3 separate regions of the Homo sapiens genome follow, and regions 1 and 3 are each linked to region 2. The links are chromatin contacts, found by Hi-C or POLR2A ChIA-PET in ENCODE. All regions are on one chromosome and are shown on one strand. The core of a region is the stretch at or near the end of the contact, and the rest is flanking DNA. Distances in the headings are between cores, read along the strand shown. Region 1 has its middle 29 kb from the start of LINC02273. Region 2 has its middle 62 kb from the start of LINC02273. Region 3 has its middle 35 kb from the start of LINC03074.

Evidence for each region. A loop is a pair of places that touch in the nucleus more often than their neighbours do. ChIA-PET counts read pairs that join two places held with the same protein, here RNA polymerase II (POLR2A). Pooled maps may share reads with other maps.
Region 1: a loop to region 2 is called in a map of heart left ventricle, with 11 times the contacts of the local background. The contact joins two enhancer-like sites. A Hi-C loop is called at or near these places in 2 of 168 maps with a recorded cell type or tissue (Right ventricle myocardium inferior and heart left ventricle), 1 of 37 single-sample maps with no recorded cell type and 4 of 50 pooled maps. POLR2A ChIA-PET finds 5 or more read pairs at or near these places in 4 of 52 experiments (A673, OCI-LY7, activated CD4-positive, alpha-beta T cell and 1 more).
Region 3: a map of heart right ventricle shows a loop between it and region 2 (5-fold over the local background). The contact joins two enhancer-like sites. A Hi-C loop is called at or near these places in 7 of 168 maps with a recorded cell type or tissue (aorta, ascending aorta, endothelial cell of umbilical vein and 3 more) and 6 of 50 pooled maps. POLR2A ChIA-PET finds 5 or more read pairs at or near these places in 4 of 52 experiments (A673, CD8-positive, alpha-beta T cell, activated T-cell and 1 more).

What each region holds. Positions count from the first base shown.
Region 1 is chr4:152,070,013-152,073,435 of GRCh38, reverse strand. No RefSeq gene overlaps it. Among named protein-coding and RNA genes, the nearest start is that of LINC02273, 29 kb to the left of the region's middle. Within about 2 kb of position 1,281, at least 5 of the 41 ENCODE cell types and tissues checked have a DNase peak (open chromatin) inside an H3K27ac peak, as active enhancers do.
Region 2 is chr4:152,037,053-152,040,199 of GRCh38, reverse strand. No RefSeq gene overlaps it. Among named protein-coding and RNA genes, the nearest start is that of LINC02273, 62 kb to the left of the region's middle. Within about 2 kb of position 1,824, at least 3 of the 41 ENCODE cell types and tissues checked have a DNase peak (open chromatin) inside an H3K27ac peak, as active enhancers do; they include heart right ventricle, where a contact is called at or near this core.
Region 3 is chr4:151,989,355-151,992,778 of GRCh38, reverse strand. No RefSeq gene overlaps it. Among named protein-coding and RNA genes, the nearest start is that of LINC03074, 35 kb to the right of the region's middle. Within about 2 kb of position 1,703, at least 4 of the 41 ENCODE cell types and tissues checked have a DNase peak (open chromatin) inside an H3K27ac peak, as active enhancers do; they include heart right ventricle, where a contact is called at or near this core.

The DNA.
Region 1 (3,423 bases), core at 32-2,531, 34 kb before region 2:
GAGCTGGAGGTTACCAGGATCAGGTCCAGTAAATCATGCCCATGTCAAAGGGCTACCCTTGAGCACCTAAAATGCCACCTGCACTCTCAGCCTAGGGAAAGCATTCCTTTCAGAGGGGAGGAGAGCAGAAGGAGGCAGCTTCAGTGTGGAGTTTGGGGCTGTTGCTGTAAGGCTGAAATTTCATAGGAGGAAGATGAGCTGATGAGGTTGAAAATAGCTGTTTTCATTTCCTTTAGAAGAGCCCCCACACTCTTGTCCCAACGCTCAGTAACCCTGTGACACGCTCACGGGCTGTCATCATCAACATACTTAATGATCCTGCCCCAACTGCGCAGGCCACAAATCACTCTGCGGAGACGCTGTCTGAAAGGCTGCCCAAGGTGTCTGCATTCCTCGACTTGAGACAGGGGAGGAAGACTGGGGCTCGGGTAAGGACTCTCCTCATGTAGTCACTGAATGAGGCGGCTGACCCTAATGTAAAAGTCGAAGCCGAGAGATAGAGAGAAAGAGAGAGGCAGGGGGAAAGGGAGATAGAGGCATCTGGAACAGCAGAAATGCTTGAAGTACTGCTCTCTCCCTTAGGGCCCTGGTGCCTTCCTTTTCTGCAGGGTCACGGGAGTGACTGGAGTGGAGGCTTGATGGGCAGCTCACTGTTGGAGAAGAGGAGGTTAGGAAGTAGGGCTGAGGCAGGAGCAAGGAGAATTGGGGCCTGTGGTTTCCTCTTTGGGAACCTCCAGCCCAGTGCCCACTTGTGATTGCTTTAATGATTCGAGCAAGTTTGCTAAGACCCCTCCAATCTGCCTTTCCCAAGGATCACATTCAGTTCCCAGAGGTTTCCAGGGGCAAGGATGGGAATCTAATTGATGTGTCTTACCATGAGAGTCCTTTCCTCTTCTCTCTATCAAATAGGGATTAACAGTGTTTGTGGGAGGATTTTTTCCCTCTCACCTCCAGTCACCCCACAGCCACCTTGTTCTTTGCAGCGAGGGAGGATTTTCTGCTGACAGGGAGTTCTGTGGACTCCATTGCAGGTTTTTGAATGCAGCACATTCCATCTGTGACAGTCACAGCAGCTTGAGGTCCTGGGAGTTCTAGTGTGGGATTCTGGGCCTGAGCTCACCAGGGGCATCCAAGCTTGGAAGTGTGAGGCCAGAGTTGTGTGGGGGGAGTGGCGTTCCTAGGAGTGGCCCCTGGCTCCCAAGCGGTGCTGTGTCACTGACTCAGCACACACCAGGGGACACGGGGCTCCATTTTCTCGTCCATTAGAAGTGACTGCTAAATCCTGGCTGGTCGCCCTCCTGAAGTGGTTTGAGATTGATTTTGTAAAGCTGGCAGGCAGGATTAGGCCATGCCACTCAGCAGAGCTGCTAGGGAACACTTGCTAGAAATGCTAAAGACGATGAGGCTGATGGGTCAGCCCTGGCCCACGGAACACACCAAGTCAGCAGAGCTGGGGGCTAATGTGTCCTGAACTTTGTCCCATCTGAGAGGCAGGGGTGGCTCAGTGGAATATCATGGGCCTGGGTGGCCAGGCCTGGTTCCCACACTCAGACACAGTTCACTCTGTCCTCTTAATGCCCATCCTAGGCCGGGACAATTGTTCTCCCCACTTTGTAGTCAAGGTCACACTGGGGCACACTGAGGTTAAGGACCTTTCCTATGACTACACTGTTGGGAATTGGCAGGACCAGGATTTGAACCCAGGGAGTCCAGTTTCAGAACCTGAGGGTTGTAGGAAAAGCCCACTGGAAGAGTGGGGAGGCAGGAAGGATATTGGAGGAGAAGCCTCGGTTCTAGGGCTGACTGCAGTGGAACCACTGAGAGACCAAAAGCATGTCTTTTCACAGCCCTAGACTGTAGGCCCTTTATTTACCTTTACAATGAGGTTTTTGCGAAGATCATCCCTTCTATCTCTAAAATCAAGAAAACTGTAGTTCAGCATACTTGGGGGGGCATGGAGTTCCTGTAGAAGAGCTGGACAATCACCAGAAACTCAGGAGCAGAAGAAACCAGATATTCTAATAACAACAACCACAAGCACAATTGCCACCACGATTGCTCACATTTACTGACAGTTGTTAGGTGCCAGGCACTAAGCCTTTTGCAAGTATTGTTTCATTTAATCCTCATAACAGAACTAGGAGGTAGCTACTAATGCCATTCCTACTTTATGGATCCAGTAACTAAGGCCCAGAAAGGTTAATAAAGTCACCGGATATCACACAGCTTATAAGTGGTGGGAACCTGAAGCATTTCTCCCTGCCCTCTCTGCCCACCAAGTGTGTTCCCTTCCGCTACACCTGATGTGACAGCACACCCAAAAGCTCCAGAGAAGACAGTGTTTGGGGTTAACAGAAGAACAGCCTTCCCAAATGCAATTTCCACCAGCAGCTGCTGGTACACATCTGGCCTCGGAGACTTCCTTTAAGCCCACCTGGGGGCTGAAGATGGATTCTGCGGATGACGGATGACAGGGCAACCCTGAGGAGACTGTCAGCTTTCAGCTGCCTTCTACCTTTACGTACCTTGGGGCACCAGATGTTGGAAACTCACATCAGAGGACTTTGCCCTTTGCTTTCTTCCCTTTTGATTATATATTGAACTAAAATGTCAGCAGAGGAGTAGAGGACAAATAGGCTTTGTATTGATGCTTAATTGTGGTAAACATTTTCCAGGAAAAATTTAATGGCAGACTAGAAAACTAGAGTAGGTCCCAAAGAGCCAGGAGGAAGAGGAAAGAGTTGATTCCTAAGTGCTGAAAAAGGACGGGGAAGAGTGTAGGTGTAAGACAGTAAAAATGTATCCTTCCGGTCATGAGATTGCACCTGGAGCCAGGTGGACATCTGGGAAGAGGATAAGGCATGCATCTGTCTGTGCTAGGCAGGGCAGGCTACCTGCTGTGACAAATGACCCCAAAGCCCAGGCAGCTTTACTCCCCTTCCCCACCAGAATTTACTTTTCTCTAACCTCACTGACATCACAGCCCAATGAAGTTGGAGGCTGGGGGAGGTGAGGGATGGGCTCTGCTCCATTGAGCCACTTAGGGACCCAGGCTCCTTCCACTCAAGTCTCTGACATTCCCTTTGAGGCTGAGAGAGTTCTTTACTGTATTCTCTGTAACCAGAAGATGAGAGAAGAGAGATCACATGAAGAAGGCAACCTTGCTCCCACCACCCAGATAATAGGCCACACTTCCTCTCACATTCCATTTGTGGGAACTAATTTTATGGGCCCACCCGCATGCAAGAAGACTGCAAGTTGGCTTAGGAAGCCTTCCTGGAAGATGAGGATTGGGGTTGGTGAATTGCATTCTTCTTGCCGCATTCTAGGTTCCCCAGAAGTTGACCCCCGAGACCTTCCTCAAGTTTTAATAGAACCTACTACCTGAAGGTCTCTGAGAAAGTCCCAGTGACGATCATGTCC
Region 2 (3,147 bases), core at 575-3,074:
AGCTTTTGTGGCTGTCAGTTCTATGCTAATGACATCTGCTTCTTGGCAGGGGCACCTCTGATCCTAAGGTGAGATTAGTTCAGTCCCTTTCAGCACCTGGTTTTGGGATCTGAGAAGTCTGAATGTTAGGGGTAACAGTGCATGGACCAGGGAGGCAACTCACCCAACTACTCTGCTGTCCAAATAATTTTTTTTTAATTAAAAACTCCTCTTGGGAGATTATAGGGAGAGCACAAGCAGGTGGTGCTAAGAGTGAGAAAAATCTTCTCTGTCCCTTGGGGAATGACTAAGAGCAATGCCTATTCTACTGAGATTTGCAGTTCAATTTATCTTCCTTAAATGACCACATAGGAAAATGATCACAGCAGCGAAGCGACATTAGAAATGTGGAATGGATAAATAAAACTTTGGATGAGCGCACCGGCTGCTGAACCCATTTGAAAAATGGAGATCTGAGAAGCACACAGACTGAACTGTGAGAAGCCCTTGGAAGGAAGGTGTCGGAACAAATGTCAAATGTTTATCTGGACTAAAAGATAAACTGATGTGCACAAGCCCTCAGGCCCTTGCAGGTTTCCTTCTTCATGGGCAAGGCTGTGGTTTCCATAGGTCATTTCCCTGCAGTGGTTATAGCTGCTTTTAGCATAAGCCAAGAATCACCGTCGTTGGAGGTGGAAGGGGGCCTTTGGGGTCACACTGTATAGTCTGACCATCTCACTTTGCAAATGAGGATCTCAAAAGATAAAGTGACATGAGAGATGAAATGACATGGCCTGGTATTCCACGTGCATTTTCTTGGAGGATGTTTATAAAAATCAAACCAGTCGTCAGATTGGAATGTAGGCTACGTAGCAGCAGCCACTAACATCAGCAAACTCGACGACGTTCCAGATACTCGTGAGCTTTCTACGTACATGATCTCATGTAGTCTTCACAATGACCTGACGAGATTGGAACTAATATAGCCTGTATTTTCCTAGATGAGGACATCTAGGCCTGGAGAGATTCAGTGGCCTAACCGAGGTCACACTGCTAGGAAATGAGAGAGCCACGTCTCAACCCAGCCCTGGTACCACATCCCATGGAAACCCTGCTCTGCTGCCTTCTAACAAGACAAGAGTAGGAAAATGGTCAAAGGAACCAGATGTCCCTCATGGGAATATTATTCTACAATTCAAAATCATTATAAAATCCATGTACGAATATGGTAAATGTTTATTACTTAGTGTTTAGTGAAAATGCAATACTCGATGCAAAAATATTCAGAAGAAAAATGAAAGAACACTTAAACACCAACAGTTGCTGACTAGTGTGGAAAGCTCTTTTTTCTTCTGATTTTTCCCTTTTTGAATTTTCTATAATGTGGTATAGGTCTTTTGTAGTGAACAAATAAATGTAATCATTTTTCTTTAAACAACTATCACTGTGCTCACAGAATCGATAAGAAAAAGACTAAAATGAATGGTAATATATTTTCCTTTCCTTGGCAATAAAAACTAATAAGTAATTGATTTGCACCAAGAGATAGAAGATCATTTTACAAAGTCCATACACAACACAAGTCCCTTTTCACGTTTCATCAGATGCAACAGAAACTAAAATTCCAAGAATTTAAGTTTTGAAGCTACCCTATTTTTGTGACTTGCGTAGCCTAGTCTATTAATAAAAGGAGATAACCTTGCTATGTTTACCAGCATAGTGACTAATCATTCTTTCCTTCTGTCTGTAGCTGAGTTCCAGCCAACATTAAGACTCATGGACACATTGGGTTGGAAGGTTGCTTACTGTTCACCTTCCACACACTCAGGCACAGAGAGGTGAAATCACTTGCTCAACGTCTTGTGAGTCTAAATATTTAAATGCTGAAAATAAACTCTCAGCTCCTCAAGGGCAAGACCCATTCTTTATGGTGCCAATCCCAGCACCCAGGGCAGAAGGCTTCCTTTACTAGATGAGTTAAAATCTTAGTGAGGGGCCAGGATGAAAAGTCCAGTTCAATACACAGAGGCGATGGAAGAAGTGGCTCACAGTCACTAAGCACTTCTTAAGTGCCAAGGACTATGCTGAATACCTTACAGGATTCACTTACAGGGGCTATTCACTAAATAATCCTGTGGTAGTGGTAATATTATTTCTGTGCTGAGAAAAATGTGCCAACCTGAGCCCCTTGCCCAAAGCCATAGAGCTAGCTGGTGATGGGGTCAAGATTTTAACCTAAATTTCAGAGCCAGTCCTTTTAGCCCGACTGGGACTCACAGCACCAACTCAAGCCCTTAGGCAGGTTTTCATTCCCAAAGAGTTCAGAAACTTGCCCGAAGGAAGAAGGGGAACTAGACTGAGTGCCAAATGTCTGTAGGCCTGAAACATGACCAACATATTTGTTGCAATTCAGTAAACCTTAAAATGACCACCTCATAAAAACCAATCCGTGCCTCTTCCACTCTTCTCCATACTCAAGCTTGCCTCCAAGTAAAATAAGTTGTATTAGCCTGTGGTCAACTTGCTCTTAGTTACTTAGGGTGGGCACTCATTTTTAATAGAACTTGTGTTCAAATGTAAACATGCTAACTCAGCATTCATTCAATGTACATATCTCAAGTTTCAGGCCTGTGCAAGGCATGAGGTAAGGATGTGGTAGCAAAGTTCTTTTTTAATATAGCATCTGACCTCAAGATTTTTTTTTTTTTTTTTGAAATGGAGTCTCACTCTGTTGTCTAGGCTGGAATGCAGTGGCACAATCTCAGCCTACTACAAACTCCACCTCCCAAGTTCAAGCGATTCTCCTGCCTCAGCCTCCCAAGTAGCTGGGATTACAGGCGTCCACCACCACACCCAGCTAATTTTTGTATTTTTAGTAGAGATGGGGTTTCACCATGTTGGTCAGGCTGGTCTTGAACTCCTGACCTCAGGTGATCCACCTGCCTCAGCCTCCCAAAGTGCTGAGATTACAGGCGTGAGCCACCACGCCTGGCTGACCTCAAGAATTTTTAAATCCATCAGCTTTCACTGTGAGCCAGATGGATTCAAAGGAGGCCAATAGGTGATGCCTTTGCTGTTGTTCATTAATAGTGAGGATTGCATGCTCATATGTTTGCCAGAGGAATTATGTAAATATTTGTATATTCTAATACCCATCAAGGTGGGCCT
Region 3 (3,424 bases), core at 454-2,953, 47 kb after region 2:
AGCCAATGGGAACTTGCTGATAACAAATTACCTTTGAATACCCTCCAGTAATGTGAGAAACTCCCTTTTGCTACTTATGTAAATTCCCTGTGGGTTTTTTCCCCCCACTTTTCCTTCAGGAGCAGAGGTGGAAGGGAAGAAGTGGGGAGGGGAAGGCGTGGCCAGCTGCAAATATTCAAGCTAATTAGCCAAGGGCAGTGGTGCAGGCTTCTGGGCTGTGTCAGGACAGGGTGGACCCGCATGCTTAATAATAGCAGCCTAATGGGTTCCACCCCTAAAAGATGTATGATGGAAAGATGGCATGAATAATTCAGCAAGCATGAGGTCCCGAACCCACAGTTTCTCTGATAAAGTGGAAAGCCACAAGCCTCAGGTACCAAGTTTCAAACCCATCAGGGCTTAATCTCCTTCTTTCAGAGCTTTGTAACTAAGTGCTGTGTAGGTGTGAAAAGCCTTATTACCATGTAATTTTGTTGGGAACAGATTTCCAAGTACCTGCTTTACTTTACATTCACATACACAAAAAAGATCAAAATGCATTTTATTTCCTAACAATAGCCAATTTGGCTATAATTATAGTAAAATACCAAATTTTAAGGCATGGCGCCCAAGTGACTCCCCACGTCACTCCCCTCCATACATGAATATCTTCTTATTTATTGCCTTTCCCATAATGAACTTTGAGATAAACAACAGAAAAAGTAATTTGTTTTTTGACAATGCTGAACCTTTGAATAGAGAAAATCACACAGTTGAACACAAGAGTGCAGTCCTGTGTGGTAAGTGGTATCCATGGCAACCAATAGATTTTTATGCTAAGTCTGGCCTTTAAAAACATTTCACGTTTACCACTGAGAAAAAGATGGCCTTGATTTAAAAATGATACAACAAGTACCTCGAATGGGCATGCTTTCTGCTCTGCGCTGCAAACACAATTAAGAGGCATCTCTTCAGCACCAGATCACCTCAATAGTATCTGTGTCATCCTTGACGTACATCGTGGCCGGCTTGGAAAAAGAAAAGGTTGGATGTTTTGTACTCTGCGGCGGGGGCCAAGGTAGTTTGTTTTTCACTTGTTCTCCTTGTATTTAACACCACGAGTAAAAAATAGGGAGTAAAAATAGCATGTTGGCCTCTTATCTTAGTCTGTGATCATGGTGACAGTGAAAATATTATGGCCTGCTTCTCTTGGGAGCAACTCCAATCACACTGGCTTATTATAACTTGAAATAACGGATGGAGAAATACCTTCCATACCAGCTTCAGACTGAGCACCCTAAATTAGTTTCTGTTCACATTTAGAAAGTTGGGTGCCAAAAATGGAATGCAGTTGTGGCAAAGAGAGGTTGTTGCTTTAATGGTATCTTTGAATAAAATGAGAAAGGAGAAGCCCCCTTTTTCTTTTAAAAAGAAAAAGAAAGAGAGAGACTTGATCTATGCTGCATCAAAGGAAGGAAATGAAATTAATGTCCTCGAAAGGAGTTTGTTTTGCTGAGCTGTTTTTCAGTTCTTTGATAGCTTCCTTTCTAAGGTGGCATTTCTGTTTCCTTTTGCAAAGAGTGTTATATTTATTCCTCAAAATGAGATTATTTTGGCCACATCAAGTGTTAGAGAAACTCCTCAATGTACTTCCTCTGTAGATATTTTTCAGCTGGAGTGCTTCTGCAGTCAATTGGTATAATGGGCTGAACTACATCCTCCCCAAATTCCCCCCCAGAGCCCTAACTCCCACTACTTCAATGTGACTGTATTTGGAGACAGGACATTTAAGGGAGTGAATATGTTAAAATGAGGCCATTAGGGTGGGCCCTAATCCAATCTGACTGGAGTCATAAGAAGAGAAAATTTGAATGCACAGAGACAGCAGGGATGTGTGTGTGCACAGAGGAAAGACCATGTGAGGACGCAGTGAGAAGGCGGCCGTCTGCAAGCCAATGAATGAGGCCTCAGAAGAAATCCCATCTGCCAACACCTTGATCTTGGACTTCCAGTCTCCAGAACTGTGAGAAGATAAATTCCTGTTGTGTAAGCCACCCGGTCTGTAGAATTTTGTTATGGCAACCTGGGCAAACTAATACAACTGGGGTGGGAGCGGGATGTCCCTTTACAGAAAAGACAGCTTTTCAGAAGGTGGGTTCGTCAGGACACCAGGGAAGGGAGCTCAAGTTTAAAGAGAGAAAGCATTCGGCTGCTCTGTCTTCCCTAAGGTATGGTTTTTTGGGATATGGGTCTATTTCATAAACACCTCTCCTGCCTCCTCTGACTCACCCATCCATAATTGTCAGTGGCAAATGGGACCGATTTACAACTCCTCACTGTTGGTTTTGATGAATCATGGATAATTTCTGAGTCGTCAACATTTTATAAAGAGGAAAGTTAACATTTCCTTCATACCACCAAATACCTGAGAGATGACATAGACCCAGGAGGGTGGTGATGCCAAAAAGGAATGGGGAGGGAGGAGGTGCTGCACTTGGTCCTCACATCAATAAGCTTTACTTGATGCCTGGGACTTGGGCCCAGGACCACACATCAGCCACCTGCCCAAAGGCACAAGCCATTCATCTTTCCGAGATAATTTTCTCCCTTCAGCCCACAGAGAGCTCTGGGCTATCTTTGGCCAGGGAAAGAAAGTTGACTGTTTCACTCAGTAAAACATAAATCACTCTCTTTAGGCCTTGTTAACTTTTACTTATAAACTGTTTTAATGTAGAACTGTCAGGACCCTGTGAAAATAATGGGTGGTGACAGGTTTAGGATTAAAATCTTCTCAGGTAGTTAGGATGGTGAGTTAGGTTATAAATTGTTTTTAAAGAGCTGAGGCGTGGACTATGGGCTTCATATGCTTACTTCAAATGGACACCAATGAGCCATCTGGGATAAGTATATGCTAGTAATACATCTTAATTATTTGTCAGCAAAGCCATCTTAATAAGAGATGTCTTTCATTTTGATTAAAATGACCCTTGGTAATCTCTAAAGTGTCTTGACTGAAAAAACTCCATTGAAAGGGAGAAGCTGAGTCTTCCAGGGCTTGGGATTTTATGTCTCAAGCAAGGAGAACTGACTCAGAAAAATGGATCAACCAATGTAAAGAAATAGCTCAAGTGTCCAATTATATGGATGTGTCAGTAACTCTCAGATGATCTTATTTGCTTCAGTGCCAGGGCATCAGTAGGCTCATGATTTCTCTCAAAGCTGATCCTATCTCAGGGCTTGCTGGACAGGCATGGCTGTGTAACCACAGGGAAGCAGGGTTCGAGAAAGGGCCAGGACATGCTATTATACCCCAGAGAGGAGGCAGGTGCTACTGAGCATCATTTGTGGAATATGGAAGTTCAATGGGTTGGCAAAGCAAACAGCAGCCATCTCTAGCCTTAGGGAAGTAAATGGTGTTCTCAGGAGACTAAGAAGAATGGATTTC